2 separate regions of the Homo sapiens genome follow, and region 1 is linked to region 2. A link is a loop called in an ENCODE intact Hi-C map of the cell type or tissue named here. Cell type or tissue: heart left ventricle. All regions are shown on one strand. Each heading gives the region's core, and the rest is flanking DNA. Links, peaks and the distances in the headings are about the cores only.

Region 1 (15,782 bases), core at 4,115-12,114, 170 kb after region 2:
AGTCTCCAACTATTATCGTATTGAGGTGTATTTCTTCAGCTCTAATAATATTTGCTTTATATATCTGGGAACTCCAGTGCTGAGTGCATGCATATTTACAATTGTTATATCCTCTTGCTGGGTTGACCCCTTTATCATTATAATGGCCTTCTTTGTCTCTTCTTACTGTTTTGTTTTTGAAATCTATTTTATCTGATATAAGTATAGCTACTCCTGCCTCTTTTTTTGGTTTCTATTGACATGGAATATTTTTTTTCATCCCTTTATTTTCAGTCTATGTTTATCTTTATAGGTGAAGTGTGTTTCTTGTAGGCAACAGATCATGGGGTCTTTTTCTCATTCATTCAGCTACTCTGTGCCTTTTAGTTGGAGAGTTTAGTCCATTTACATTCAATGTTATTATTGATAAGTAGGGACCTACTTTTGTCATTTTGTTATTTGTTTTCTGATTGTTTTGTGGTCTTTTCTTCCTTCTTCCCTTCCTTCTTGTGAAGGTGATGTTCTCTGGTGATAGGATTTAACTTCTTGCTTTTTCTGTGTGTGTGTATCCATTGTATGGTTTTCAGTTAGAGGTTACCATGAGACTTGCAAATACTATCTTATAACCCATTATTTTAAACTGATGGCAGCTTAACATTTATTGTATAAACAAATAAGCAAAAACCAAAACAAAACAAAGCAGAAACTCAGTACTTTAACTTCATCCCCCGACGTTTTAGTTCTTTGCTGTTTCTCTTTAGGTCTTATTATGTCTTGAAAAGTTGTTGTAGTTATTATTTTTTATTCGTTCATCATTTAGTCTTTCTACTTAGGAGTAGTTTATACACAAGTACAGTATTATAATATTCTGTATTTTTCTTTTTAACTTTCTTTCTTTTTTTCTTTTTTTTTTTTGAGACAGAGTCTTGCTCTGTTGCCAAGGCTGGAGTGCAGTGGCATGATCTCAGCTCACTGCAACCTCTGCCTCCTAGGTTAAGCAGTTCTCCTGCCTCTCGAGTAGCTGGGAGTACAGGCATGTGCCACCATGCCCAGCTAATTTTTTGTATTTTTAGTAGAGACAGGGTTTCACCGTGTTAGCCAGGATGGTCTTGATCTCCTGACCTTGTGATCTACCCGCCTTGACGTGCCAAAGTGCTGGGATTATAGGCATAAGCCACCATGCTTGGCCTGTATTTTTCTTTAAGCTTAATATTACCGGTATGTTTTGTACCTTCAGATTTTGTTTGTTTGCTTGTTTTGAGACAGGGTCTTACTCTGTCACCCAGGCTTGAGTGCAGTGGTGTGATTATAGTTCACTGCAGCCTTGACCTGCTGGGCTTAAGTGATCTTCCCACCTCAGCCTCTTGAGTAGCAGGGACCACAGGCACACACCACCACACCCAGCTAATTTTTGTATTTCTTGAAGAGATCGGGTTTTGTCATGCTGCCCAGGCTGGTTTCAAACTCCTGTTCTCAAGCAATCCACCCACCTTGGCCTCCCAAAGTATTGGGATTACAGGTATGAGCCACTGTGCCTTACCCAGATGATTTCTTATTGCTCATTGACATTTCTTTTTTTTCACATTGAAGACCTCCCTTTACCATTTCTTATAGGATAGTTCTGGTTTTGATGAAATCCTTCAGGTTCTGTTTGTCTGGCAAGGTCTTCATTTCTCCTTCATGTTTGAAGGATATTTTCACCAGATATACTATTCTAGGATAAAAGGTTTTTTTCTTTAGTGCTTTAAGTATATTATGTCACTCTTTCCTGGCCTATAAAGTTTTCACTGAAAAGTCTGATGCCAGATGTATTGGAGCTCCATTGTATGTTGATTCTTTTCTCTTGCTGCTTTTAGGATCCTTTCTTTATCCTTGACTTTGGGAGTTTGATTCTTAAATGCCTTGAGGTAATCTTCTTTGGGTCAAATGGTGTTTTATAACCTTCTTGCACTTGAATGTTGATATCTTTCTCTAGGTTTGGGAAATTCTTTGATATTATTCCTTTGAATAAACTTTCTATCCCTTCCTCTTTCTCTACCTCCTCTTTAAGCCCAACAACTCTTAGATTTGTCCTTTTGAGGCTATTTTCTAGACCTAGTAGGCATGCTTCATTCTTTTTTATTCTTTTTTTCTTTTGTCTCCTCTGACTGTGTATTTTCAAATGGTCTGCCTTCAAGCTCACTAATTCTTTCTTCTTCTTGATCAATTCTGCTATTAAGAGACCTGATGCATTCTTCAGTATGTCAGTTGCATTTTTCAGCTCCAGAATTTCTGCTTGATTCTTTTCAATTATTTTAATCTCTTTGTGAAATTTATCTGATAGAATTCTGAATTCCTTCTCTGTGTCATCTTGAATTTCATTGTATTTCTCCAAAATAGAAATTTTGAACTCTCTGAAAGGCCATATATCTTCGGTTCTCCAGAATTTGTCCCTGGTGGCTTATTTAGTTTGTTTGGTGAGGTCCTATTTTCCTGGATGGTCTTGATGCTTGTGGATGTTTTTAAGTGTCAGTTAGGTATTTATTGAAGTCTTCACAGTCTGGGCTTGTTTGTGTCTGTCTTCTTGGCAAGGCTTTCCAGGTACTCAGAGCAACTTGGTCCCCAACCCCAATAACACTATGGTTCCTGCAGACTCACAGAGGTACCACATTGGTGACCTTGGATAAAATTCAGAAGAATAATCTGGATTACCATGCAGAGACTTTTGTTTTCTTCCCTGACTCTTTCCCAAACAAATGGAGTCTCTCTCTTTCTCTATCTCTGTGCTGAGCCACTTGAAACCGTAGGTGTGGTGATATAAGCACCCCTGTTGCCACCACTGCTGGGACTGTACTTTGTCAGACCTGAAGCCAGCACAGCACCGAGGTTACCCAAGGCCCACTGTAACCACTGCCTGGCTACCACCTAAGTTCACTCAAGGCCCCAGGGCTCTGTAATCAGCAGGTGGTAAAGCCAGCCAGGTTTGTGCCCTTCCCTTAAAGGCAACAAGTTCCTCAAGGCCCTGGGCAGGTCCAGAGCTGTTGTCTGAGAGCCAGAGATTGGAGTAAAAAACCTTAGGATTTTGCCTGATGTTCTTTTTTACTGCAGCTAAGCTGGCACTCAAACCAGAAGAGAAAATCCTTCTTGCTCTTCCTTCCCCTTTCCACAGGCAGAGGAGCATCTCCCTGTGGCCACTGCCACCACAGGCCCAGAGGTGAGGGGTGTATTCTCCCACACCACTGCAGATGTTCACTTAAAGCCCAAGGGCTCTTCAGTCAGTTTGTAGTGAATGCTACGAGGACCAGGACTCATCCTTCAGGGTAGTAGGCTACCCTCATGCCCTGGGCAGGCCCTAAAATGCTATCCAAGAGCCTAGGCCTGGACTCGAGGACTGCAAGAGCCTGCTTGTTGCTCTACCCCACTGTGGCTGTGCTGGTACCCAAGGTACAAGACAAAGTCCCTTTTACTTTCCCTCTGCTTTTCTCAAATGGAAGGAGTCTAAAGGAGTTTTTCACTGTAGCTGTCACACCTGGAAATGTGCCACGTCACACCTGAACTCAGCACATTCTCAAAGCCCAAGGCCCACAGTGTACTACTTGGGTGTTGCTGCTGGTTATTCAGGACCCAAGGGCTCTTTAGTCAGCAGGTGATTAATCCTTCCAGGACTGAGTCCTTCCCTTCAAGGCAAGGGGTTCCCATTTTTCCAGTGGGTTCCCAGAGTGTGTCTATAAATGTCCATGATCCAGGGTCTGGAATGGGGGGATACCTCATAACTCTGCCCAGTGCTCTATCTTACTGTGGCTGAGCTAGTATCCAAGATACAAGATGAAGTCCTGTTTACTCTTTTATTTCCTCCCCTTAAGCAAAAGGAAGGAGTCACTTTCATTGCTGTGAGCTGCACTGCTTAGGGTTGAAGAAAGAGTGGCACAAGCACTCTTTTAGCTGTTCCAGCTGGTGAGGTACCAGGTCACCCTAGTCCTCTTCTCTGAGCCCAGCTCAACACTAGGAGTTGCTTAGGAATTGCAGGCCTCATGTCCTAGACTGTCTTTCAAGTTTACCTAAGACCCAAGAGCACTTTGGCCTGCGGTGGCAAGGCTTGCCAAGAAACTCAAGTTCTGACCACCAGATGGGCAATTCCCCTCTGGCTAGGTCTGGTCCAAATGTCCCATCCTTGATCAGGTGCTGGCTGAACCCAGCATGGTTTTGTTTTCCTCTATGACAGGGCAGCAGTGAGTTCAATGTAAAGTCCTCCAAGTGCACAGACTCTCCACCCTGCACAGCTGCTGCCCAGGGATGGGGGAGGGGTGGTGTTGGTGATTCAAGACTGTCTCTCCAACTCTCTTTAATGCCTCTTTTGGTGATATGATATTAAAACCAGGTACTATGATTTCTCACCTGATTTTTGGCTCTTGTGACAGTGCTTTTCTGTGTGCAGATAGTTGTTAAAATGTGGTGTTCCTGCAGAGGAGACAAAGGGCATAGGCTTCTATTCTGCCAGCTTTTTCTGCCTCCTGGAGTATTTCTAAATGTGGGCTATTTATACAAAAGCTCCGGGGTGAGCTATTAGACTACAGCTGCCTATGTTCTTTATCTGTGCTGTTTAATATGGTAGCCACTAGCCACATGTGTTGAACACTTGAAATGTGGCACATGTAACTGGGAAACTGAAAATTAAATTTTACTTAATTTTAAGTAATTTCAATTTTACTTAATTTTAAATAATTTAAATTTAAATAGCACATGTGGCTAGTAACTACTGTATTGGGCAGATAGAGTATTGGCCTTAATTATTCCTTAAGAAAGAAATTAACCAAACTTCATTTCTAGAATGAATCTTTTTTCCTGAACTCTGAGTTTAAATGTCAGTTTAATAGACTCCTCTTTAAAAAAACAAAACAAAGCAAAACACTCCATCTGGCATTTTTTAAAAAAACTAAAAAGATGTGTTTTTGTTCTTTTATCAAAACAAAAGCTTGCTATAAACTTGAGAACCAGATATTTTTGCTGGATGAGCCTAACCCATCAGCCATTCCCCCTTCCACAGTGTGGCTTTTATAAGTTAAACATTTGCAGTGGTAACATAAATAATTTCTCTCCAAAATTAACACACACTGAATTTTGAGTGCAGAGAGACAGTCTCCACACTCCACCCCTCCTTAACCCATCTTTCTGTCAACATGACCTGTCTCACAGAGCTGTTCCATGAATTGATTCATTTATGAAATGTGCTTTTTTTGCCCTTAAAAAGAAGACCTTACTGTGTATAGAAATTGAAAATTAAAAATAAATGTGAACTCACTTGGTTTCTTCAGACTATCTCTTTGATAACTTGCCTTCAACTAAAACAGGACTGAGTTTGGTTAATAGTCTTATCCAACAGACTCTGGTTTTTGTCTCATCCCAAAAGCTAAATATATATATAAAGCTCAATCATCTTTATAGGAGATACTTTAATTTACCACAGAGCCACAGTTTTACCCACAGTTATTTTTAGAAGCACACTCATATTGGACAATTGTATTCTCTGCCACAAGAACTAAAGTTAGGTGCCAAAGATTCGTTTTTCTTCTCTGACACTCACTGGGCACACATTCTCTAAAATTATTTTTTGAATGTCTGACCACTCAGAAATAAATCCAATGGCCAAATATAATTTTGAGGTAATTGAAGTGAATCTGGAAAGAAAAATGATTCGTTTTTGATTCTGTGATAAAAAGGCTAAGATATTTCATTTGGAAAATAACATATTTAGGAAGTCTAATTTGTACAACTTGTAATAAAAAGGTCTTTTAATAAACAATTGACATACCTGGGTTTTAGTAAACATACTTTAAAAACCGAGTCTGGAAGAACATGTTTGAAAAGAATTACAATTTAAATTTAGTTAGTGGTTTGTACAATGAAGTATTTTCCACTCCGATGAAAACTTACAGCTAACTTAAAAAAGAATATGATATTTTCCCCCAGACTCTCTAATATAGCGGTTTGAGAGATTTGTCACGAGTGTAACAATAATTTATTCAAGAATACAAAGCCTATGCAAGTCTATATATAGTCTAGAAAAGTATCATGCAAAATCATGTTTAATTTAAAATGCCTGCTACTGAAGAAGGAAAGTCATATATCAGAAATGTACCAAGGGGATATGTGAGTAAACAAGTGCTATGAAATTCAGGCCGATGCCTTAGGAGTTTTCTCCTGTGAGTTTGAATATTAAAAAGAATTATGCACTGAAGGAAGTATATTTGTTCCAAAAGTTAATAACAGTGCGTGACTGGCTTGGTCTCTAAGTCCAAAATAAGATCGATTAAATCTTTCATCCATACAATATGGGTAAGGACAAGTGCATGAGAAACACATAGATATACATTATTTATTTCTATTGTACTTAGCACAGTGGGATCTGTGCCCTTTAAAAATTAACTACTTAGACACTGAGGTGGGTAATTTGAAGTCAGTGATGGATTTCTTTTACAGTATGTTTCCTGTCTTCACCAAAGAAGTGATAGGAATAAAGGAACTCAAATAATAGCAAGAATTTTGCCTAAGGGGTAAAATAAGCTTCCTAAATGAAGGAATGAGGTATGAAAACAATTCCCTGATAATTAGTACAATCTCTTTTCCTAAAATATTTTAAAAATAGGGTATTCCTCATTTATCTGGTAGTAGTGTCTTAAATGTAGCTTCTTTGGAAATAGGGGCCCTACCTCAACTAAGGCTGTGAGTTGCCTGCATGTGCCCATTAAGTCTGGGATACAGCTGTTTCTTTCTATCCATGCATATTAGTACTGTGTACCTTGCTTTGCAACTGAGGCAAAAGAGCTCCATATTCATTTGTTGGATCAAATGAATGAATGCAGAAACAAAGAAGTTAGTTTTTATTGCTACATAACAAAAATACCCCATATTTAGCAGCTTAAAACACAAACATTTACTATCTCATAGTTTGTGTGGGTCAGGAATTCAGGAGTGGCTTAGCTGGGTGGTTCTAGCTCAAGGTACATCATGACATTGTAGTCAAGGTGTTGGGCTGCCGTCATCTGAAGGCTTGAGTGGGGCTCTAGGATCAGCCTCAAGATGGCAGACTCATGTGGCTCTAGGCAGGAGGCCTCAGTGTTTTCTGGTAATTGGCAGGAAACTTCATTCATGAGCATCCTCACCACATGTAGCAAGCTTCCTCTAGAGCAAGTGATCCACAAGAGCAAGTTAGAAGACATAATGTGTTTTATGACCTAGTCTCGGAAGTCATGCTCTGTCATTTTGCAACATTCTTTTGGTTATGCAAGTAAGCCCTGTTCAGTGTGGGAGTGGACTGACCACACAAGGGGTATGAATACCAGGAGGTGGGGATCTTTGGTTTTCTTGGAGTCTGGCTACCATAGAAGGGTTATTAGAACTGCCAATAAAGTTATATGTTATAGGTCTATAGTGAATCTCAGCTTGAAAGTGAGTTATAAGTTGTGTGCTTATCTGTTAGATGAATCCTTTCCCACCCACTATCTTGGCTGCCTTTCCTTTTCCATCCTGGATGTGGCTCTAGGCAAATTTGTGAAGTTGCTACTCAGTATCTTCCTTTACATGCTTTAATTTGGCATACAGATCCCTTTCTCCCCCATCACTGAAGGCATTCCATGGCAACGCTCCTCTTATAGATTCTTTCTACCAAAATGTACTTGTTCTTTCATTTTTCAAGGCAGCTAATCAAATCTCTATTTCTGATTAATAGGTACAAATAAGCTAATGTGCTATACCATCCAGTAACCGAAGAGCCATTTTAAGGAATGTCATGAGGATGGACTGTGAAGTTAGGCTGTCTGTGTTCAAATGACCTCTCTAGCTGTATAGTTGCTATGTCTTTCATGCAAGTTTCTTAAATTATTTTTGCTTTGTCTGTAAAATAGATGTGATCATAGAAGCTATATGGTAGGCTCTGATCAAGCCTATTGCATTGAAACCTCAAGTAAGCCCAATGATATAGTAAGAAACAGAACACAGGAGTATGTAAATGTGGCCCAATAAGAATTTTCTCCTATAGTGTTGAAGTGGGCCCTGGAGAGCTGATAGGGCCCCTCCCACAGCTGAAATGGTATGAAGATAGTGAGCCTGTAATTCTGGGTCTCTCTGACTTTGTGAAGTTTTTACGTTGTTCAAACTGAATGTACTTCTTTATTCTAGAAACAAAAAAATGTACCCCAAAGTCAAGTCCACTTACGTCCTCCGCATGCCTTTTTGGTGGTTTGATTCCTATTTTATCTTTGTGGATAGAGCCTTGTTTATAGTCCTTGATAATTCCATGGGCTGAGCAATGCTCAAAAATGTCATAACACACATGGAGTGATGAAGGTCATAGTTGTAGAGGGGGTGGAGCAATACCCAGAGATTTATCTTGGGAGCATGCAAATCTCTAAAGAATCTCAGTGGAGCAAGACCCACTGTGCATGACTAGCTTATGACAAGGGTCTCAAGAGGCATTGAGGTAGTTGGAAGCATACACTAAGGTCTTTCAACTGTAGGAGTGTGGGAACCACAGGGACACTTATTAAGGAGCAGGAGGTATACACAATGAAGAAAGAGGTGGAGATCTCAAAATCAGATGTATCTGGAATTAAGCCAGAGGAAGTGGAACTGTGTGAGGAAAAATGAGAAGGAGTCAGAATGTCAGAGTAGAGGAGTAAAGGGTGAGCCCAGAAGCAAATGGATCATGCTTAGAACATGAACTTGTCCTTAGAACAGGAAGGCAGGAGAGCAGATCACAGGGTGAGAAAAGAAACCACATTGCCAAGTGCCAGCCAGAGTAGCCAAATTTGGACCTTCTGCTGCTCAAAGTGGCTGTCCTTGCTCAAGCCGCGTAATAAAGAGGGTTTAACAGATGGGATAGGTGGAGGAGTTGTAGGAGGAAGTTTATAAGAGGAGGATCTTTTTTACCCTGAAGGCAGCCCTCTGTAGATAGTTGACTACTCATCCTGATGTAGTTTTGGCCCTGTTTCTCCCTTGCATTTCCATTAAACATTACTTCAGTCCAGCTACTGCCCTTGCCAGAATCTCAGATATGACATCATGTTACTGCTTCTGTCACCATGGGATTCTGAAAATATTTATTTGCAGCCCTCAGAGATGGAACATAAAATCAATAAACATTAGGCTCCATTACAGTCTCTGAAATATGTCACCATAAGAAATATGTGAAGAATTTGCTTTTTATTAAAGACAATGGAGAGAGTTAGACTATAGACTGGGTATTAGATAATATTAAGTAATAATTGTTCATCTTTTTAGGCATGACAATGATATTGTGGTTACCTTGGAAAATATTATTTGTGTCTGAAGTTCTAGAGGCCTAGTCTAGTGTCTGGATGCAATTTCACTAGAAGATCCCCATTTTGTAATTGTATTAGTCTGAAAACAGTCTGCTACTATAATTGAATATCACAGACTGGGTAATTTATAAAGAAAAGAAGTTTATTAGACTCCCAGTTCTGGAGGATAGGAAGTCCAAGATGAATGGTCTCCATCCAGTGAGGGCTTTCTTGCTGCCTCATAACATGGTGGAAGGGCAAGCGAGCACATGGAAGACAGGGAGTGTGATGGGGGGCTACACTTATCCCTTTATCAGGAGCCCATTTCTATGATATGTAACCCACTCCTGCAATAATAGTATTAATCCTTTCACGAGGGCAGAACCCTCATGACCTAACCACCTCTCAAAGGTCTCACCTCTCAATACTGTTACAATGCCAATTAAATTTCAACTTGAGTTTTAGTGGGGACATTAAAACCATAGCAGTAATGATTTTTGTCTGCAAATTCTTTCCTGTGGAGGTGACACCATATGTTTGACACCCTCATACCAGCATAGCCCTCATCCGTATCCACTTATCTTGTCCTGCCTCACCCTCTAACTATCAAGATCTTGCCAACCTTCTAACTTCTGATGCTATTATCTGATGACGGCATTGTTTCACTCCTTAGACCTGAAATTGGGCACTATATTTCTGGCTTCAACAATTTTCTTCCTCCTCAACTATAATATAAGCTCCCCTTCTGCCTAAATGACATGTTTTCCTAACATATTATCTTTGGATCTCACATCTTGGTTGTGTGTATGTAGTGTCCTTGATGGATTTGTCACTAACATGAGATTAGATCTTCATATTAATTACCATGTTGCCTTCCCTGAAATCTGTCTGAAACATGTCAGCTTCTTTTTTCTTATTTCAAAGTCCATGTCCCTCTTTGGACCACTCACTATGTTTGTTTTCTAGCTGAAGGATGCTTCCTATACTTACTGGTTGAGCAGAAATGACTGACATGCACTGAATCCAATGAATGACCAAACTTATGCTAGCTTGGAAAGTCAGCCCCATTCACATCTCTTTAACAACTTGTCAGTCACGTAACCTCAGATTCCCACTTGTATATTCTGGCTTTGTATATTATCAAATTATGCCATAACTCCTACCAAATGCTTTTATAATTTACTGTCTAATAGAGTATACTTCATGGAGTACCTGGTTTGGTAAACTTTTGATCCTTATAAATCCATGACTTAAACTTCCAAATTCCAACATAAAATTCAAGGAGTTATCTAAATCAATCACTTACATCAAGTGTAGCAAATCCTTTACCTTGTTATTAAACAGCATCAGGGCTCACAGCATGATACCCCCAAAGTGTGGCACCTTGGCATGCTGAGTACTTTGAACTGAAGGATACTGGAAGGACCTCAGAAACAAGGTATCTTTGATCTTCTGTCATCCTCCTGTTTTCCACCCCTCTTTCTTCCTGGAAGCGAGACATAGGAACCAGATTCCTCTTCCCCATTGTAGGATATAGAAACCAGAATTCTCCTCCCCCAGAGCAAGCCATAAAGCTTAGAAAGGTCACTCTCTCCCTTCTCCTTTCTCTCTCTCTCTCTTTTTTCATTATTTTATTTATTATTATTATTATTTTTTGAGACAGAGTCTTTCTCTGTCACTCAGGCAGAAGTGCAGTGGCGCTGTCTCAGCTCACTGTAACCTCCGCCTTCTGGGCTCAAGCAATTCTCCTGCCTCAGCATCCTGAGTAGCTGGGATTACAGGCACATGCCACCATGCCTGGCTACTTTTGGTATTTTTAGTAGACACAGGGTTTTCCTATGTTTTCCTGGCTGGTCTTAAACTCCTGACCTCAAGTGATCCGCCCGTCTGGGCCTCCCAAAGTGCTGGGATTACAGGCATGAGCTACAGCAGCCAGCCCCTCCTTTCTCTATTGAAGACCCTCATTCCAGAGGGCTTCTGCCCCCTACCCAGGAGGAAGGAATGCTACACAGAGAGGCCAAGATGAATCTGGACAGGCCTTTCTGGGTTTCCCCTCTCAGTCTGTTACCATTAGATCACACCCTTCTCTCCAACCACATTTCTACAAGGCTGTCCATCCTTCATCAAACCTATGTATAAAAACAGACAGTTTTCCCTGGGTCTTTGGGTCTTCATTTCGGAAGGTTCCCATGTCATGTAAAACATTAATTAAATATGTTTGTTATGCTTCTCTCTTGTTAACCTGTCTTTCTTATAGGAGTGTTGGCCTTGACCCTTATGACGGGTGAGGAAGGTATCACACCTTTCTGCCTCTACAGTAGTAAACTCAGAAACACAACAGCATTTTGGAGTAAGTAGTGACATTTCTAGGAGTTGCTATAATTTATATTGACAACTTGCATTTGTTCTTCATTTGGCCAGATCTCAAGCAGTACCTGTGGTTTCATTCAATTCCAGGCTCACCCTCATGTTGTATCCTGGGTCTCCTTGGTTCAGTGAATGGTGATCTTTGGAGTAACACAAACTGAGGCCCAGGGAAAAAGAAAACTCGTACTCATTTTTAGGAACCCAGGGAATGGCTTATATTTGACCCTAACTGAATTCAATTACAAATATTTACCAAGTTTATTTGGTCTATAACTTACTTTACTAGATGCTACAATACTGGAAGATATTTTTTTAAATACGAGAAACAGTCTTTATCCTCAGAGAGCTTTCACTTAATAAAAACTTACACATATAATTATAGCACAACAGAGAAAGGTAAGAGGTCTAAAAGAGCCCAAAAAGGCCCCAAGGGGTTTGAAGAAAGGAGACATTTAGGCAGCTGAGTAGAAGGAGGATGGTGTGAGGCTGTGTTTAGCATAGGCCTACAATAGTAAATGCAATTTTAATGGAAGCACTAGGAGAGGGAAGGGTGTTTTCTAGGCCAGGTATTGGCAAACTTTTTCTGTAAAGAGCCAGATAATAAATATTTTAAGGTTTATGGCTCACATTCAGTCTCTGTTGCATATTCTTATTTTGCTCCTCTTCTACCTCTTCCACTTTCTTCATCTTTTAAACAGGTAAAAACCATTCATAGCCTATGGATTGTACAAAAACAGTCTGCAGATCAAATCCCACTGGACATAGTTTGCTGACCCCTGTTTCAGGCAGTATGAGCAAAAATGAGGATGTGGAAAGCTCTAGTGTGTTTCCTTTGGCTGAAGTCAGTAAAAGTTTTGGGGGAGTGTGCTGGGGATAATATTGGAAAAATTGGTTAAAGCTCAATTACGCAGATACCAGTGTAAGTATATCAGGCAAGAGAGAGTAGCTGAAGGTTTCTAAGCAAGGAAAATATGACAGAGCTTCAATTTAGGAAGATTAATTTGATGAGCGTATGTAAGAGGGAATATATGGGACATGCTGGTGGGGGCAGTACACAGGGAAAAACAAAAATGGTCTGAAGCCTAGGCGCAGTGGCTTATGCTTGTAATCCCAGCACTTTGTGAGACCAAGGTGGGTGGATCACCTGAGGTCAGGAGTTTAAGACCAGACTGGCCAACATGGTGAAACCCCATGTCTACTAAAAATACAATTATTAGCTGGGTGTGGTGGCGTGTGCCTGTAGTCCCAGCTACTCGGGAGGCAGAGGCAGGAGAATCGCTTGAACCTGGGAGATGGAGGTTGCCATGAGCAGAGATTGTGCCACTGTACTCCAGCCTGGGCAACAGAGCAGGACTCTATCTCAAAAAAAAAAAATGTGGTCTAAGTTAGAATGATTGTTATGGTAATTGAAAGGTAGAGACAGGGAAAGGGACCAGGTGCCTTCTTATTAATATTAAAGAAAGATGTAAGCATATTGTTATGAAAAGTACATTTGCATTTGCAAAGCAGGGCACATGAATGCAAGGAACCAAATGAATCACCAATACAGTCATTAGTAAAACTAGATTTCACAATGTCACTGTCAAGTTTTAACTTCACAAACTGGAATTATGATTCTCAGGCTGCTGGAATGCAGCAAGTTGACACCTGGCCCAGTAAGAGTCTCTCTGAATCCTCCTATTTGATGATCAACACAGGATTTATTACAGGACTGTTTGTCATCAGAGATGGCCATGTCTCAAGGGAAAAGCAGATGAGAATGATGTATACAAAAAGATTTGGAGGGAGAAAGAAATTCAAATTATTTCTTAAATAGGAAAAAGAAAACAACTCAAGTTAACATTATTGGAATTAATTCACAAAGTTAACAAACTTATGTTCTCTTTTGCAAAACTGCATAGAAAGAATGAATACAAATTGAGACCTTGCAAGAAGGTCTGATATCTTCAAAGGACAATCTGTCAATCCCAGTGTTCTTGGAGTCACCCATTTTCCCTTCTAGAAGGAAAAGAAACCAGTGCCAGTGCTGTTCTGTTATCACCTATATTGTGGTAGAGAGAGCATACCTCAAAGTTTGAAGCTTTGGCATGCTGACTACTTTGAATGAAAAGAAATTGGAAGGCCTTAGAAGCTGCCTTAGAATCAAAAAACTTTCTAATCTTCTCGTTTCCTCCCCCACCCCAAGCACAGGGAGGGGATCTCTCTGGAATTTTTTTAATCTAAGGAAATTTCTTTCCAAAAGAAATGCAATTGTCTTAAGACCCTCTCCCTAGTAATCTTGTCAAATAACCAGGAAAAATTCACCACCAGAGAAGAGAAGAAACTATTAATAACAGTTGTCCACACACCCTGGCAGACTTTTCATTTATTTTTCTAAGAGAAGGTTTGAAAGATTATCTGGGAGACTTTATCTATATAATAAGACACCCTTTGTTCACAGTGCAGTTCTGCCCCCCACCTTCCCATAACTTGCCAGTCTCATTTAGTTTATTAGAAGAATCATTTCCAAGACAACATCTGCCTCTTGAGTCCATTCATTCTTTCTAAAAGTTATTTATTACCTTTTAAAATTGCCACATTTCCCTCTTTTCTCTCTCTTCTATTGTAATTACCCAATGGGTTCTTTTTGCCTGCTGCACAGACAGATAGAGTCAAATTTACTGAAGAAGCAATATTGCTGCAGAGAAAGAGTTTAATGGAGGGTCAGCCATGTGGAAGACAGAAGTTTATTATCCAAATCGGCTTCCCTGAAAATTCAGAGGCTAGGGTTTTTCAAGGATAGTTTGGTGGGTAGGGGTCTAGGGGGTAGGAAATGATGATTGGTTGGGTTGGGGATGGAATCATAGGAGGCTGAAGCTGTCTTCTTGTACTGAATCAATTCCTGGGTGGGATCAGAAGACCAAATAAGCCAGTTTCTTGGTATGGGTTACCAGTATGGGTGGCAAAAGCTGTTCCATCAGAATGCAGTGTCTGAAAAATACCTCAAACACCAATTTTAGGTTTTAAAATAGTGATGCTATCTACAGAAACAGTTGGGGAGGTTACAAATCTTGTGACCTCTGGCAACAATGGCTGATTATCCTTTAACTACACCCGTATTTTAGCAGAGTTCAGGCCATTCCCATAATCCTAGTCTTGTAGCCTTTCATTGGTTTTATAAAGGTGGTTTTGGTCCCCAAACAAGAAGGGGGCAGTTTTGGGAAGGGCTATTATCATCCTTGCTTTAAGGTTAAACTAAAAACTAAATCCCTCCCCAAGTTAGTTTGATCTACGCCCAGGAATGAATAAGAACAGCTTGGAGGTTAGAAGCAAGATGGGGTCGGCTATGTCAGATTTCTCTGTCACAATATTATGAAGGCGGTGACAATATGAAGAGGGTATTTAAGCCTCAATAATCTGGCCCTTCTCTGAGTCTCATATTTGCAAGGCTTCTGTGTCCATGTACATCCACAAATTTGTATTTAAAATTATGCTACACTTTTTTTTTCTTTGATGCATGACAGGAAGCTGTTTTCAGTAAATGAAACCCAAACTACTCAGTCCAGGTTTTTTTCCCATTAATCTGCCTATTTTGAGTTCATTTTCAGCAAACCTTCAGAAGGCAGAGGAGAAGCTTTCCCTTGATCCCTACATCTGCAGTAAACACCCATGGCCCCTCCTTTGTACAACTCCAAACTTGGCTTTGAATCAGACAGCTCCCCAGGCAGAATACTCTCCATCAACAGCAGAAAGAACTTCAAGAGAATATTGGAGGTGGGTGGGGAGGGTGAAAGGAGAGCCTTAAAGCGATATAAATGTAATTATGAAAATAGTTATATTAAAAAGATCAACAGAAACTAGTAAGTGGTCTGAATATTCTAGTGTACATTTCACACCGTTTTCTAGAAGCTAGAAATTAGTCTTCAGGGACATAAACCAGAGTAGTTTCCTAGAAGGTTCCAAATGATTATTGGCGGTTGTGATCACAGTCTGTAAACACTGGGAGATTGTCCTCCTCATGAGCATCTTGGCCTGAAGATTTGAAACATTTTCTTAGACTAAAAAGTTCCCTGCCCCCCACCTGCACTGACTAGTTGTGAATTTCATTTAGTGAACAGCTTTCTTTCATACATCAAAGAAAAACATGGTAGCATAATTTTAAATATGATTGCCTTTTCATTT
Region 2 (15,782 bases), core at 3,879-11,878:
TTGAAGATGTCAAAAAATTTTACTGGAGATGACACCAAATTCAAGGGGAAGATAAGCAAATGTTGGAAAACAAAATTAGAATCTAAGAGCATTTCACCCAAATGGAGGTTGAAGAAATAATCTCAATGAAAGATTAAAAAATTTTGGAAGGAAAACAAGCCCTATGAATCAAATATAAATAACAAATGAGATGTTTACATAGAAATAGTACACAGGTATGACAAAATAATCATCCCTTTTACAATAAATAATTCAAGATGGCTAATAGCAGTCTTCATTCCTGGCTCCATGAGAAAAGTGATTGATATGGAAAAGATTCAAGGCAAATTCAGCAAATGTAAAGGAATGAAGTGAGCAGCTACAAAGAATGGGTACAATTATGGAAACTGTGTTTAAACTAGAGAAGGCTTGCCTACTCAAACTGTAAGTTACTGTGTAAAGGCTTAACAAGTTTCATAAAAATTTAAGATCAAAATAAAGGAATCATTTCTAACAGCAGAGTCCTTCCCTGAAAAAGAAAGTTTCAGAAGAGAAGTCAGTTATTATGTTTTAAAATATAAGGATCAAATTGGATCCTCAGGTGGATTAGGATAGATAGGAACTTCTCAGAGGCCTCTCCTGGTCTATGCTAGGATAACACCACATACAACCAAGAACCCACAAAGGGACCTTACCCAGGCAAGGCCATTCACATAATTAACAATCTCCTCTAGGTGACAAAGAACAGTGGGCTCCATGATCACTAACCAGGATATTTCAAAGTCACAGAAATTAAGAAGGAAGAAAAGGAACTCAGAAAACAGACACACTACAGTGCAGGGCAATAACCCAAGAATAAATAGGAAACACTAATGTTAATTTAAAGCCATTTGCTTCTGTTTACATGATTAATCTTTTTAAGGTAAAAAATCTCCTTAATCTTCTTTACTGATAATCTTTTAAACAGCACCAACAACTTGTTCTGCAACTAACAGGAAGCTCATGCAAAATTCAATAGCTCTGCCTAGTTTAGACTGGAGCTAGCAGGATATTCAAATCCTGAGAGGTCAGTTCAACCTACACAGTGAAGAATATTAGCTCAGCTTCTGAATGCAGCACTGCCAATTTCTTTTGATTTCTGTTTTACTTCATTTCCTTTGATGACAGAGCCCACACTTAACAAGCACAGTGAATCTTGTTAACACCACAATTTTTCCTCTGCCTCTCCTTCGTTCTTCACCCACTTCTTTCCCTCTTGGACCCACACCGTCTTTCACTAACAGGTTGGAAATCTGGGGACCACAGCAGGGTTTCCCAGACAAGAAATACCTTTCCAGTGTCCTCACAAAGCCTTTCCCCATCTACAAACAAAGCTTTGTCATGGCTCAAACCAGGTCATTAACTCATCCACTAAGTTTCACTTACCTTTTGGAAGGATCTTTCTGAAGACACAGTGAAAGTAATTTTCTAAAGGACTTGCCGTACTTTTTCATCATTTCTTTATCCTCTACCCCTGTTTCCAAAGTGGGTGGATCATTTTGCAAAGTCAACATTAACACCTGCAGCAGAAACAAACATGAAGACAGAATCTCAGTATAGCAATTGCTACAATCTAGTTTTGAATTTTTCATAAAAGTGTAAAAAACCATCCTTGATTAGATACAAAGTGCTTTCCCATGATTTTAACTTTGCAGAAATTGTGTATTTAAAGTATTCATTACCACTGCAAATGTGTTCATGCCCCCTTTAACCTTTTTGTTATTCCATTGACAGAACTTACAAAACTTGCTCTATGTGTTAAGAATGATCCCGGACAGAGCTTTCTGGGAACTGGCTCGTGTACTGCCTTGAGGAGCACGTAGCTCCAGCACAGGCTAGTTGGGAAAGCGGGTGGAGGAGAAGAGAGAGGGCCAGCGAGGCAGTGACTGTTCATGTATACAGGTCATTCATAAGTAAGGAACTGCCTGTACTCAAGGCTTCTGTAACACATTACTAGCCCTAAAAATAAAACCACAACATCCCAGGAGGTAACATGATTTCCTTTAAAAAAATGAGAAAACATACAGAAAATTGCTAAAAGGCTTGGCAAAGCTGAGAGAGCAGGACACTGAAGGATAGCCAGAATATAACTGAGTTGCTAAAAACTGTCATCAAATCCAAAGTCCTTGCTGCTTTCGGAGGGGGACAAAACAAAATAAAATACAACTTTAAATCAAAACGGTAAAAATTCCACTCTTTCATACTAACTTCAAAAGTATTTGCTTTAAAAAAAAAGTGGAAAGTGTAGAAAACTACTAGCCTGTACAATCAATAAAACTCATTAATGCATAATTCAGCCTTAATTTATGCAAATGCTATACATGTCAAGCCTCTTTTCAAACACTTTCAGATGTGTGAATAGATGAAGCGTGAAAGTGACGGCTTATTGTTTGTGGAGGATAATAGCCCACAGGAGAAAGCGGGAGACTGGGAACTCTGAAGAAAAGTCCTAGAGGACGTCAGGCTGGGACAAGCAAGTGCGACTTTGAATTCAGGTGGGAAACACTGAGAAGAGGCAAAAGAAAGAAAATGAAGAAAGAAAAACTGAATAAAAGAAAAAATCCTTCAGCATTACTTCAGTGCTTTTTCTCCAAGAGGTCACTTCAATTGTTTACGCTTCAATTTTAAATTTTCTGCTAGCAAAATCCGGTATATGTACCCACACACACACAAATACACTAAAATCCTAACTATGTTAAAAAAAATTTATATATATATATATAAAAACAATAAAATGAATTACACTGAAACCTTAGTAGAGATTGTCTGGTTGATGAGATTACGGATGATTGTTTTTCTTCTTTAGTCTGAGTTGCACATCCAAACTTTCTACAATATGAGTATACTACTTCTTTTAATCAGTAAAACTCACTTTTTATTCTTGGGTTTTTAAAATAAATCCTCCCAAATTTTTCCAGTAACCATGAAACAATCATAGACCATACTCTATGTAAAATAGCATTATAATTTCACTAAACTATTTCAGCCTCAAAACAAAATCCAGTTGGGTAAATAAGCCCTGATACCACTATCTCAGAACTAAGAGAAATAATGAGGTATAAACCAGTTAAAAGAAGAGCAGAAACGTGAAAATAGCATCCTAAAAACACTGTGGCTCACTTATATCAGATCAGTTGCCAACATTACACTATAAGAGCAGGGGTAAAAATGTTGTAGTCCACTTAAAAAGAAAGAAAAAAAAAAGCTCTGAAAATCTGGGAAACCCATTTGCAGAGATGACATCACTATAATCTATTTTGAGATATTCTCTGGGAACCTGGCGTTGTTCTGCTATCAAAAGAGTAATGACCAGCATTTGTCATAGCTATCAACCTCCATCAACCAATCTGATAACATTATTTTCTTAACTCTGTGCTGAGACTATAAAGCAAGCTTCAAAGCTGGGAATTATGCTACTTTTGTCCTATTCTGTCCACTGAGAAAATCAGACAATGTTCAACTTGGCTGCGTTCCTCCATTAATTCTCCTCGGGTCTAAGAGAAGAATGAAGATGTTGAAGAGAATTAGAAAACAGATTCCGTCCAATCACATTTCAACCCCGATGTAGTATTTCCAATTGTAATTACTTTCATGGGAGGATATTTGTGATAAGGCGCTGCTCCTGTTGCTAATTCAATGGCAGTTATTCCAAAACTCCACATGTCAGCCTTGAAGTCATAGCCTCTCACCTAAGAAAGAAAGCAGGAAAAAAACACAATCATACAGCAGGCATGTTACACATCATCAAGTCCATGTCATGTCAGAAATCCACAGCTGTTGATGTATAACTTTCACGTTAGTTTGCTAATTAGCTAGCAATTGAGAATTAAATCTTAGTTACATTATGCATTCTACTAAAATGCTAGATACAAATGAAATGTTAGCATATTAATGATCTGTACGATTGTACTATGTCCATCAAAAAGTCACTTTTTTTGTTTTTTTACCTGTTCCATGACTTCAGGAGCCATCCAACATGGGGTGCCAACGAATGTTTTTCTTACTTTATTTCGGGTAACATCACCCCCTGTTGCTAGGAACGCACTTACCCCAAAATCTGAAAGGGAAAAAAAAATCACCTTTATTTTATGTAAGACATTATTGCTTATAAATTGTGATTTTTTGAGCATGTCTCTTCTTTGTGAGCTTTACAGTGGTGATGAACTATTCCAAACATGTCTACGGTGCTCTCTCAGGAAAAAAAAGGAAGACCTGCCCTCTGCTATCCCCTACACCTTGGAGAATACCATCGCTGGTAATGGGCCACAAGCCTGCCGGTCCAAAAGCTTAGCATACCAAATTAAATATAAAGGGTGTTAGCTTTTAGCTGAGGTATATAAAGATAAGATATATAAAGCCAACATGCCCGAGTATGTCCATATGCAAAAAAGCTTAGTCAGCAAAGACTGATTTTCTGGACAATTTTCATAAGTACAGAGGCAATGGATTGTACAAGTAAATAATATTTTTCTTAACTTTAACTCATTATATATAGAAGTTAATTTTATAAGAAGATGAATTAATTAGGCATACTGTACAGATTGAGCATCCGGAAATGCTTGCGACCAGAAATGTTTTAGATTTTGGATTTTTTCTCATTTTAAAATACTTGCATTATATACTAAACTAGTTAAGTACCCCTCATTCGAAAACCAGAAATCTGAAATGTACCCGTGAACATTTCCTTTGAATGTCACCTCACATTCAAAAAGTTTCAGAATTTGGAACATTTGAGATTTCACATATTCTGATTTAGGGATACTCAACCTATATATACATACAGGCACATGTGTAAAAATTCTATTTGTATGTACAGTACAGAAGGGAATGCCTGGCAATTATTAACGTACTATTCTTGCTTTCATTTTTACACAGTGGTTAAAAGTAGTTGATAAGTTAAAGTACCAATTACTCAAGACTAGTGTACCTATCAATGATAGCCAGGTCAAGGACTACTTGATAGCGAGCTGGTGGGTAGTAATAAAAACAGGTAGGCAACACATCAAAACACCACAGCGCAATGTGCAGTCTGAGCCCCTGCAAATCGCTCTCATACGCTTTTCCTTTGCGAGTCCCCCTTGTTGGCTGTCAGGGTGACAGCAATTACCAAAAAACACCCTCAAGTACAAACCAAGGTCAAAATGTATTAGCATTTGCTGTAGGCCTATAAGGTTAGTTTATGCAATTGTAACTTAATAACATTGTAACTGGTTTCCTGAGTAGAAATACATTGAATGTTGCATTTTATTTATATTTAAATTTACTCATACTCCCAACAGGATTTCAACTACAAATAAAAGGAATGAAAATTGACAAATGGAGTCTTTGTTCCAACTGCTACTCTCATGTTCATATTGAATAAAAGTATATATGTTTAAACTGCTAAATAACTTAATATGCATATATGTTTCCAACTCTAAAGCCCTTTTAATTCTTATACTGCAGCCAGAAAACTGAAGTCTTGTGAAAAGAAATCTCTGGAACCAGTCAGTCTCCTGTGGGTGGGAGAAGATACAATTCATTCTCTTAGAGAAGAGTTAGGTGAATTAAAATATTTGTAAGCATCTACTATATCTGCTGGAAAAAATATATATGATAAAACTTTGAAAGCTACTAATTTCAACTTAATTTATATTTCTAAAAAGAAGTTCAACGATGAATCCAACATTTCATTTTTATTAAAATGATTTTATAATATAATATGAAATAAATACATATCATCTATAAATTAAGGATACAGGTAAAAGCTGCTTTAAGGAAAAATTGATTATTTTAAATGCAATTGAAGCAACTCTGCACCCTAAAGTCTCTTCCTAAAAGACATAATCCAGGTAAAAATCCATAGTTAACATTAGATATATTTCCACTTCCTTAAAAATACTACCTGCTTACATTACACATTTTAAAAAGTTAGAAAACAGCCGAAAAAGATGTATAGTAGCCATTTATTATTGACAATACCCTTTCAATATATCTGTAATGATACATACATTCAGAGCCTCCACTTTGAACACTCACTTTAAAGTCATAAACAGATGGCTAAATGTCTTTAAAACTCAGAACAAAAATTTCAGGAGCAGAAAACAACAATCCTAATATCTACTCCCTCTATGACTACAGAAGAAATATACAATTTGCTCCTATGTACGGCTGATGTGTATACAGATTATATGTACTCAGTAACAGAACATTTTGAGCAAAGTACATAGTGTGCTTATGTTATATACACAAAAAATTGGTATATTATATTGAGATAGCTTGCATATGACAGTTAGAACAAGGTGGCAGAACTGTAACAGTGAAAAGCTGTCCTTGTTTCCTAAGGGGTACATCTATACAGCCAAAGGGAATGCAGCCAGATTCACTTGGGTACAAAACCACAGACATTTCTCTAGAAACACAGAATCAAAGGCTACACATAAAGTTAGCCAGTCCATCTCCCTGCCTCCAGGAATAACTGGAGGATATGGGTAAATGCTGCTTTAAGAAAAACAACAACAACAACAAATAATGCTGTCATCCTAATAACAAAAAGGGTCTAAGACCTTCTGAATCCATCCACTTCTTTGCTCCTCCACAGCCACTGCCTTCATTTAATCCACCACTACTTCTTGCTAAGATTTCTGCAGCAGCCTCCTAAGTTCCCATCTCCCTTCTTTCCCCAGATCCAGGCTCCAGCAACCAGGCCTTTCTATGTCACAGGCCTGAGCCCTCCTTAAAAGACTTTCAGGACAGGAGCGGTGGCTCATGCCTGTAACCCCAGCACTTTGGGAGGCCAATGCAAGTGGATCACGAGGTCAGGAGTTCAAGACCATCCAGGCCAACATGGTGAAACCCCATCTCTACTAAAAAAATACAAAAAATCAGCTGGGCCTGGTGGCACGCGCCTGTAGTCCCAGCAACTCTGGAGGCTGAGGCGGGGGAATCGCTTGAACCCAGGAGGCGGAGGTTGCAGTGAGCTGAGATCATGCCACTCCACTCTGGCCTGGCAAGAGAGCAAGACTTTGTCTCAAAAAAAAAAAAAAGTCTTTCAAGGCTCCCTGTCCCCTCAGGAAAAAGTCAAAATCCTTCAGCATAACACGTAAACCTATATCACTACTCTCAGATTCAGACAGTAAGCTCCAGCCTACTGAATGACTTACTTTTTATTCCCTGATCCCATCACCTCCTTGGCCTCACCAGCATTGCCCTTGCACATGATGCTTTGTCGTCTAGGTACATCAACCCTCCATGCTGAACAGGTGCACCAGCAGAAGGCTTTCTGCATGACCTTGTTAATGACACAGCATCTCCGGCACCCTGGCTCTTGGTGAGTAATTTGATGTGCATTCATCACCTTTGCGTAATTTGATTTCAGTAACATTGGTCATGGTCTAGTTTTGATGTGTGAATGCTACTAAGCCTTGAGGAGGATCTGCAGGTATGGTTATCTGATTTGGAGAGTGGCAGATCTACTAGGAAACATTACAGGACTAATGGGCAAGATCTGAGTGTTAACAGTGATTAGGCCTAAGGCTAGACTATTACCCAACTGTATGACTCCCGAAAGGGACTTAAACTTTCTGGGCCTTATTGGGCTTCTTATTTAGGCCTATTTTTATTTATTTATTTTATTTTTTTGAAACAGAGTCTCGCTCTGTCGCCCAAGGTGGAACATAGTGGCATGATCATGGCTCACTGCAGCCTCAACCTCCCATGCTCAAGCGATCCTCCTACCTCAGCCTCCCAAGCAGCTATGACTACAGGCATGTGCTACCATGCCCATCTAATTTATTTTTATTTTTTGTAGATATGGGGTCTCTCTATGTTGCCCAAGGTGTTCTCAAACTGTTGAGCTCAAGCGATCCTCCTGTCTCAGCCTCCCAACGTGCTGGAATTATAAGCATGAGCCACCATGCCGAGCCTCAATTTCTATATTACTTTCATATTTATAAGACTCATTTTTTTTTTTACCATGTATGACTATTCTTTATAACAACTGTTAGGTAGATCGATAAGCTACTCACTGCCTTTTCATAAGCAAGGCAAGCAGGCTGAGGGGATAAGCATAAATATTTTACAGTGGCAGAGATAAAATAGGAGAAGACATGTTTCTTGACTTCAACAATATTTGTCGGGCATGATAGTTCATTAGGTGGGTGCGGTGGCATGCAACTGTAATTTCAGCTACTCAGGAGGATGAAATGGGAGAATCGCTTGAGCCCAGGAGGTCGAGGACGCAGTAAGCCATGATCATGCCACTGCACTCCAGTCTAGGCAACAGAGTGAGCCCGTCTCAGAAAAAAAAAAAAAAGAATATTCCCACCTAAGTAGGATAAGATGTATAAAATCAAATACTATATTGTCTGTGTAGAAGCAGAGGAGCTATAACCATAATGGTCATAGAAGACTATCTCCAAAGTGGGTCTTGGAGCCAGCCTTCAAGATGAGGTGAAGACTTGGATGAGCAAGTCCAACAGGAAACAAATTCCAGACAAAGAAACGGCATGAGCAAAGCACAAGTGTGGAGCCAAGAAGAAAAACTGACAGCTGCAAGGGTCAAAAACTCAAAACACCTACAGCAGCCAGGCAGGAATACAATGGAGAAAAGAGGGTCCTGAAAAACAACAGCTACAGTCTCAGTGACAAGGGCCCTTGATGCTCAGTCTCTGTGACGGGAGACTTTAGGAGTGCTGGGCCCTGTGTGAAGCCCTGGAGCCCACTGTCAGCACCCTCCCACCAAGGTCCAAGGCAGGCCCCTGCTGCTTGGCACCAGAAGAAAGTTGCCATAGAGAAATGTAGACCCAGGATTGCTGGATATCCCAGTTTTCCCAAAAAAGCCAAACATTGGAATCTTTATGAAAAAGCTCCCTTTCTTACTGTAGTTGGCAACAAATTCATTTTTAAAAAAATAGAAAAGCGATTTCTCCTGCCTAATTTAGTCCGCAAAACTAAAGTCTGCCAACTGTGTGGTTATGATGTCTAAAATGTACCTAAAATACTTCAACATATGCCATGTGATATTATGTTTGTGATACCACAACCTAGGTGGTCAGCTGGCATTCTAACCAAGAATGTCCAGTGCTGGGGGGGTTCTGATAGCACTCGACTCAGGATGCCAGAGGCAGCTGCTGGAAGTATTTCTATTATCCAAATCTAAATATAGATGAGCATAAGCCAGGTGACTGATTGTCCAAAGGGGTTATTATTAGGGAAAACAGTGACCTGTTGAGAGGTATGATACATGTTAGAAATGGGCTTTCACTGCTGAAAATAAAGGTTCTTAGCACCAGAGAGTGGCTAAAATATTTTAGATATACTCCTTACTCTTGCATGAACAGAATAAAACAATCCAGTCCAGTCCAACTGTAGACTATACCCTAGCCAGTTCTGTGGATGGTTGGATTCCTAGTAGCAAGCATAAGGATAAAGCAAAAACTGCATCTGGAATCTTGGCATGTCTGCCTCTAATGAATTTTTCATTCACCTATGAGGAAAAAGAACTGGGATTTCCTTGAGCTTACAGAACAAATTGTGAGAACTGTTTAGGGGCTTGCTTGCTAATGAAGGGCAAAATTTGGTCTGAAAGTTGATTTCTCTAAAACCTGTAAGGGAAGCTGTGGGTGAGTACCCAAGCCTCACCTACCTCAAACTTCTACAGTATCTGCTATTCTCTTTGAAAAGGAACCTGAGTTGTGCATGAACAACATTGACTCTCTTTGATCAGAGAGTAACGGGATCAATGTTTGAGAGTTCAGAGCTTCCTAAAATGTAGCTACAATGAGTTAAAAGAGACACTGATGCCTAAGTGGCTGGGTGGGAGTCTGGAGCAATAGGAGCCCCCATAGCTTCAGGGGACCCTGAGAGTTCTTTCCTACAAGCAGCTTCTTTTCCACAGAGGCCATTATTTTTAAAAGCAGGGAAGTACTGGGTGAGATTGTTGAGGGGCCCAACCAACCACAGAGTCTGAGCACCAGGTAAGGGAATTTGTACCTGATTCAATTAACAGCTGTTGTTCCCTCTCTCGTTAGAGAAGAACAACATTTGGAAAAAGTGACCATGCAGGGATGTTCAAGAAAGGAAAAAGACTAGAAGCAGAGAAGACCACAACCATAGCCCAGGAGCAAAATCAACAGAGCCTGTATATGAATAGAGAGGTTGGAAATGGAGAGGATTAGACCAATTCTTAAGAAAATACGATGATTTAGTAGATATTGGAATTAAGAAAAGAGGAAGGAATAAAAAGATTAGATGACTTGCCAAGGAACACACAGCAAGTTATCGAAGGTCTGAATAAAATTCACAGTCCTTCAGAAAGGAGTCAGCCACTTAGCCCTAGTCTCCTCTTCCGGAAAGTTCAGTGTATTTTTCTTTATTGAGAAGGAAATGCAAAATGCAATAATGGGGTTAAGATTCCGCAACTCCTAAGCTCTTCTCTGAGTAAAGATCAAGTTGTGATTACCCAACACAGAAAAACTGGTTTGAGGTTCACTGGTTAATCCTAAATGTCATATTTATATCATGAAAACCTATCTCTTTATAATTTGGTTTGATTCCCAGTTGTTGTTTTTTTCTCATGAGAGACTCTCAAGACTTGACTGACAAAATTGAAATGTTCTTCTAAACACCCGGGAACATTTTCAGGGCTGCCAGCATCCGGCCTTCCCGAGTCCCACAGGTTTCCTTAAAATGTTATACCACCAACGTTGGATGATTAAAGAAGTACATTGTGACTTCAGTTATGCAAACTGTATAATAATGAGTAGAAAACAGAAGCAAATATTTTCTTAATTCTGTTGGGAACAGACTAAAGAGAGCATTTTTTTTAACCATGTATTTCCTTATTTTCATATTATTTTTGTACTAGGATGTGTGTCAGTGGTGCAGCACCTACTTATGCCCGGTACACATGGGTGTGCACAATTGTGTACATGCACGGAGTGGGTTTAGATACCACAGGCTAACAGAGTTTTGATTTAGACATAATCCTGGCCTTGCAGTGAGAGCTAACATGGGGGAATATATTAACTAAAATAGAATGACTATGACATGACCTAAACAACATAAATACAAGAAACATGCTAATGGGCCCAGTATACTACACTCAGCACTAAAAGCACCATCTTCTGCTGCTAATTCCCAGGGCCCTTTCACCCGATTTTCTTGGTGAAAGAAGAAAAACACAGACCAGGGAAAGTCAGGGCTTTAGCAGTTAGCAGTTACAGAATCAGAGGCATGCCTCTTCCAACTGCAATCCAGACTTACTTATTACATCCAGATTAATCTTCCTAAAGTGCAGTTTCTGATCATAGCACTCTCTGGTCAAAATCCTTCTCCCTCCAGGGCATTTGAGAATAACAAGAAAGCTCATCCTAGGCCATAATTCAGCATTTATATGGAAGCCAACAGGATTCTAGTATTGTTTCCTTCTGATTGCAATGCTTATTCAATTATGGTATACTTTAGCAAAGTGCTTTCGCTCCCTTAACTGACCAAATCACCATTTCTGCTTTAAGTTTATGTATAATTAAATCCAGCCTTTGGATACTAATACTTCTGTTTGTTTTCTTTTTGTTTATAGAGGAAATAGGCACAACTTTTTTCCTGGAGCCTGACCATCATCAGAATGTCACCAGACCTCTGGGCACTGAAAGCCAACTCTGAGTGCAAACTGGGAGGGCCACCCCTTCCCTCCAACCTACTAGGAAACCCTGCAATCCAAAGCAGGAGAAAGCTTTCTGCTGTCCTGACTCAAAGGAGGCAGAGGGATAACTTAAGTCTTCCAGGTGGACGTTGCGCTTCTGGGCACCTGCGCTGTGCTCAGCAGAACACAGCATAGCTCAGAGCAAGAAGAAGAGCAGAAAGCTCAGCAGGACAAGTCAAGATGCAACAAGACCGGCAGCAGCAGCCACCCACACTCACTGAGCTGGCTTCCTTCTTGAAATAATGCCACTTTGCACATAGGAGTAGTTTTCCTTCTATTATTATAGTGGTATTCCAGCACACCCACGGCCAAAGAGGCCAGATAGCAACGTGTGTGATGTAACATATGTGGCCCCTATTCAGAGGCATACTGTGGGATCCTGATTCTAGTAAGTCTGCCATCAATAATCCCTAAAACTAACAGAAAGAAGACAGGCTGCAAGGGAAGACACAGTGCATACAAAGGAGCCATGTTTCCGCTCCAAAGAGGTGCTTTAAAATTGAACAGGCCTGAATGTTAAGTCCCAATGACACTCCCTGCTCGTTTCCTTCTTTGAGCAACAGGTCCTCAAGCTTTACCATGAGGAGCTTAGAATATGATAACTTCTCAGTATCAGTTCTTGGAGCACACACTGTTGGCTGACTACCCAACATCCATATCCTGTTCTTTCCTACCAGAATCTTGATTTTGTTTGCCAGGCCTTGGGAGATTCACCTTATTGATATAAGCCAATAATGGCATATGGTTCTTTTTCACCAGTGAATGGTCTGTGGCTCTGCCCTAGTCCTGACCTGTAAGATCCAAAGGTAGTAATACAGTACAGGCCCTTGCAGTGAAGTTTTTCTCCTGAATAAAATAACCATCCTACAGGGCTCCTTTGCTCCCCATTCTCCTTCCTGTTTGAGAATGGTCATGTGAAGAGGTGATGCTGGCAGTGATGACAGCCCATGAAGATGTGATGTATGGGAGTGATACAGCCCATGCTGGCAGGTGCTGCCCAATCCCCACTGGCAGTGCAGAAGTGGAAGAAGGAAAGAGTCCATGACCTCTGTGACATCTCTAGGTCCCCTGCACCAACTATGAAACCAAATGCCCAGACTTCTTGCTACGTGAGATAATTAACGTTTCTGCTGCTTAATCTCCTTTCAGACCAGTACTCTGTTATTTGTACCCAAAGCCTTCTTAACTCTTACAGTCTCCTGCCTTTCCTCAGTCTAGCCACACTGATTCACACTTCCTGACTGCTAAGGGTTAACCATTGCATCAGAGGCCAAAGTCACTGCAATCCCCAAAAGGACTTGGTAAAAAATTAGCAAGAAAACCGTTTAGCACACAGTGCAATTTTGGATTTTAAAACAGCTCCAGTATCAAGCATGGCTTTTCATGCCAGAAGCACAAATTAAAATAAGTAAATGCAGAGGCATCTCAAGGGGGAAGAAAACATACTGCAAGAAGAATCTAATTCGCTTTTTTGCCAGTAGTTGCTGCTGGGGCTATATTTACATAAACCTACACCAAAGAAAATAGCACACTTCTAGGAAAATAGGAAACAGAAGTAAGTTCGACATCCTAGTCTAGACCCTTGTAATTCAAAGTGGGGTCCATAAACCAGACCAGCATTACCTGTGAGGCTTTAAATGCAGAATCTTGAGTCCCACTCTAGACCTACTGAATCAGAATCTGCATTGCAGCAAGATCCCCAGCTGACTTGAACGCACATCGAAGAAGAGAAGCACTACTCTAGATTACTGTCCTCCTAGCAGGCACTATGGCGTGATTCAGTGGGACTGGAAGATCTCAATGCACAGCCAACTCCACAGGTTCCTCTTTCACCTCTCAGATGAAGAGAACCATGGCAGTCGAGGAAGCGTAGCAGGAAAAAAGTAGTTAAGTGTGCATGTTCATGTATCTTATGACACAGTTAGTCCAAGGGCAATTCTAAAAACATAAATCATATCCCACACAGAATTGTCTAACCCAGCGATTCTCAACTATGTCTCATATGTGCAGTAGAATAAATTCATATACATGGCACACCTCTTTGGGAATACACAGATTTTTATGAAATCTTTGTTAAGTGCATGAAAATAATTTATAATCACAATACTTACTAACAGTTTATCAGTAACAGTTGCTCACTGCAGGTGTGATGGTACTGGGAGAGAGGCTATAGGTAAACATGATTCTTTGCACAGATTTATGTGGCACTACTCCTTTCTCTCTCATTTGTGAAAACCTCTAATGAATTGTGTAAGGGTGATATCAGGTTGGTGCAAAGGTAATTGCGGTTTTAAATTAAAAGCAATGGCAATAACCACATTACCTTTGCACCAACCTGATATCATATTATTAGAGTGATAACCTTGAATCTGCTTACCTTTTAAGCAAGTCAATAAATATGTTGGCACTTTACTATTAGTAATCAGTTATTCACACACCACTACATATTGGGACACACCACCCATCTTGCTTGGGAGAGAACCTGGTACCCCAAGAGGAACCATGTAGAACCAAAGAGGTTCTTCTGACACCCTCACTCCCACCCAATCCCTTCCCCTCACCCCACATCAGGCTCCTGGTTTTCATTTCTATTTATTCCTTCTTGAAAGCAAATGGTGCTCAATGGCCTTGTTTGGCTCTATATGCCATGGGCCCCAACCATGGCATGGTGTCCAAGTCATTCACAGTCAAAAAAACATAATCCTACAGTATTTCCTGAGTCTAGGCCCTAGAGAGTCACTTATCAAATGCTCTAGTCACTTATCAAATCCATCTTCCCTATCTATTAATGAGGGAGCAGTAGTCATAACCTTCTTTGAAACATCAGAGAATGACAGTTTCACAGCCTTTTCTGACAACAAAAGAAGAAATCATAAGACAGTCCATAAAGGTAGAGTTTCATCTTTTAAAATAAAAGAAACACAAAGAAGCAAGCCTTCCCATGACTGGGGTCTCATATGTAGACTCTTGACATTGCCATCAACCAGTTTCCTTCAAATAGGCTACATCCTTTGCACCTTCTACAAGGAATCAAATCAATTCACGATAGAAAAATTGAAAGAAAAATTCAGGCCAGGGACGGTGGCTCACTCCTGTAATCCCAGCATTTTGGGAGGCCGAGGCAGTCAGATTGCAAGGTCAGGAGATCGAGACCATCCTAGCTAACACGGTGAAACCCCATCTCTACTAAAAACACAAAAAATTAGCCAGGTGTGGTGGTGGCACGTGCCTATAGTCCCAGCTACTCGTGAGGCTGACGCAGGAGAATCGCTTGAACCCAGGAGGTGGAGGTTGCAGTGAGCCGAGATCACGCCACTGCACTCCAGCCTGGGCGACAGAGTGAGACTCGGTCTCAAAAAAAAAAAAAAAAAATTCAACAGGATTCTTGGTAAAAACACAGAAGCTGCTACTCCCTCCCCAATTCCTCAGCCATTCTCTCAATCAAGACACCACAGGCTTAAAAGGGACAAAAAGAATAAGTGGTGGTCAATGCCAATTATATTTGGCTCAAAGTTCAGTTGACTGATACAGTCAATTAGCCACAGCAGTGGAGAGGACCAGTTGAACAAAATGGCAAACCACAGATAATCTGCCCATCTATGTCAGAGCTACAGAACCCTTGCCCCAAAGCAGGTGAATTTTCAGTAAGAAGTAGAGTCACTGGTCACACCTGGAGCAGCAACAGAAGGGAAGGCTGGAGCAGGAGTCCCAGCCCAGATGTGCTGAAGGTTCCAGGCCAAGAGACAGCTTTTTCAAGAGTTCACTAGTGGTCAACTTTCTATTAAATAAGATAATTACACTGAACAAAGGAAAAACACAGATAATTCCCACACCACATATCCATTCTTCCCTGGATCCCCAATGTGGGGTGGGAGGACTATTTTTAAAGATGCTCTGGTAAAAGCAGCCACAGGACAGAGGCTTGGCTTACTCTCCTCTCTACACCCAAGACAATCCTCTGATTTGAATTCTTCAAAACAGTACTGAGAATGTCTTTAAGTGACTGCAGCTAATGAAGGGTTATTTGAACATTTTGATGCAAGATAGGTCCTTGGAGAACATCTTGTCAATCTTCCTTACT

Evidence for each region. Hi-C counts contacts between places; a loop is a spot of excess contacts. Peaks named below come from ENCODE experiments on the same cell type or tissue, not always from the same donor. Only the 100,000 strongest peaks of a DNase experiment are listed, where the experiment ranks them.
Region 1: a loop joins it to region 2, with 2.1 times the contacts of the local background. A loop is called at or near these places in 15 of 110 quality-filtered maps.

Annotation. Positions count from the first base shown.
Region 1 is chr2:168,307,229-168,323,010 of GRCh38, forward strand. No RefSeq gene overlaps it. Among named protein-coding and RNA genes, the nearest start is that of STK39, 68 kb to the left of the region's middle. In heart left ventricle, for the core only: no CTCF peak of the experiment used is centred there; no DNase peak of the experiment used is centred there; H3K27ac peaks cover 594 bases.
Region 2 is chr2:168,136,684-168,152,465 of GRCh38, forward strand. It overlaps STK39 (serine/threonine kinase 39), which reads right to left. Exons shown (of 18, transcript NM_013233.3): 6 at 3,966-4,075; 7 at 3,606-3,707; 8 at 1,405-1,538. Among named protein-coding and RNA genes, the nearest start is that of STK39, 100 kb to the right of the region's middle. In heart left ventricle, for the core only: no CTCF peak of the experiment used is centred there; no DNase peak of the experiment used is centred there; H3K27ac peaks cover 1,409 bases.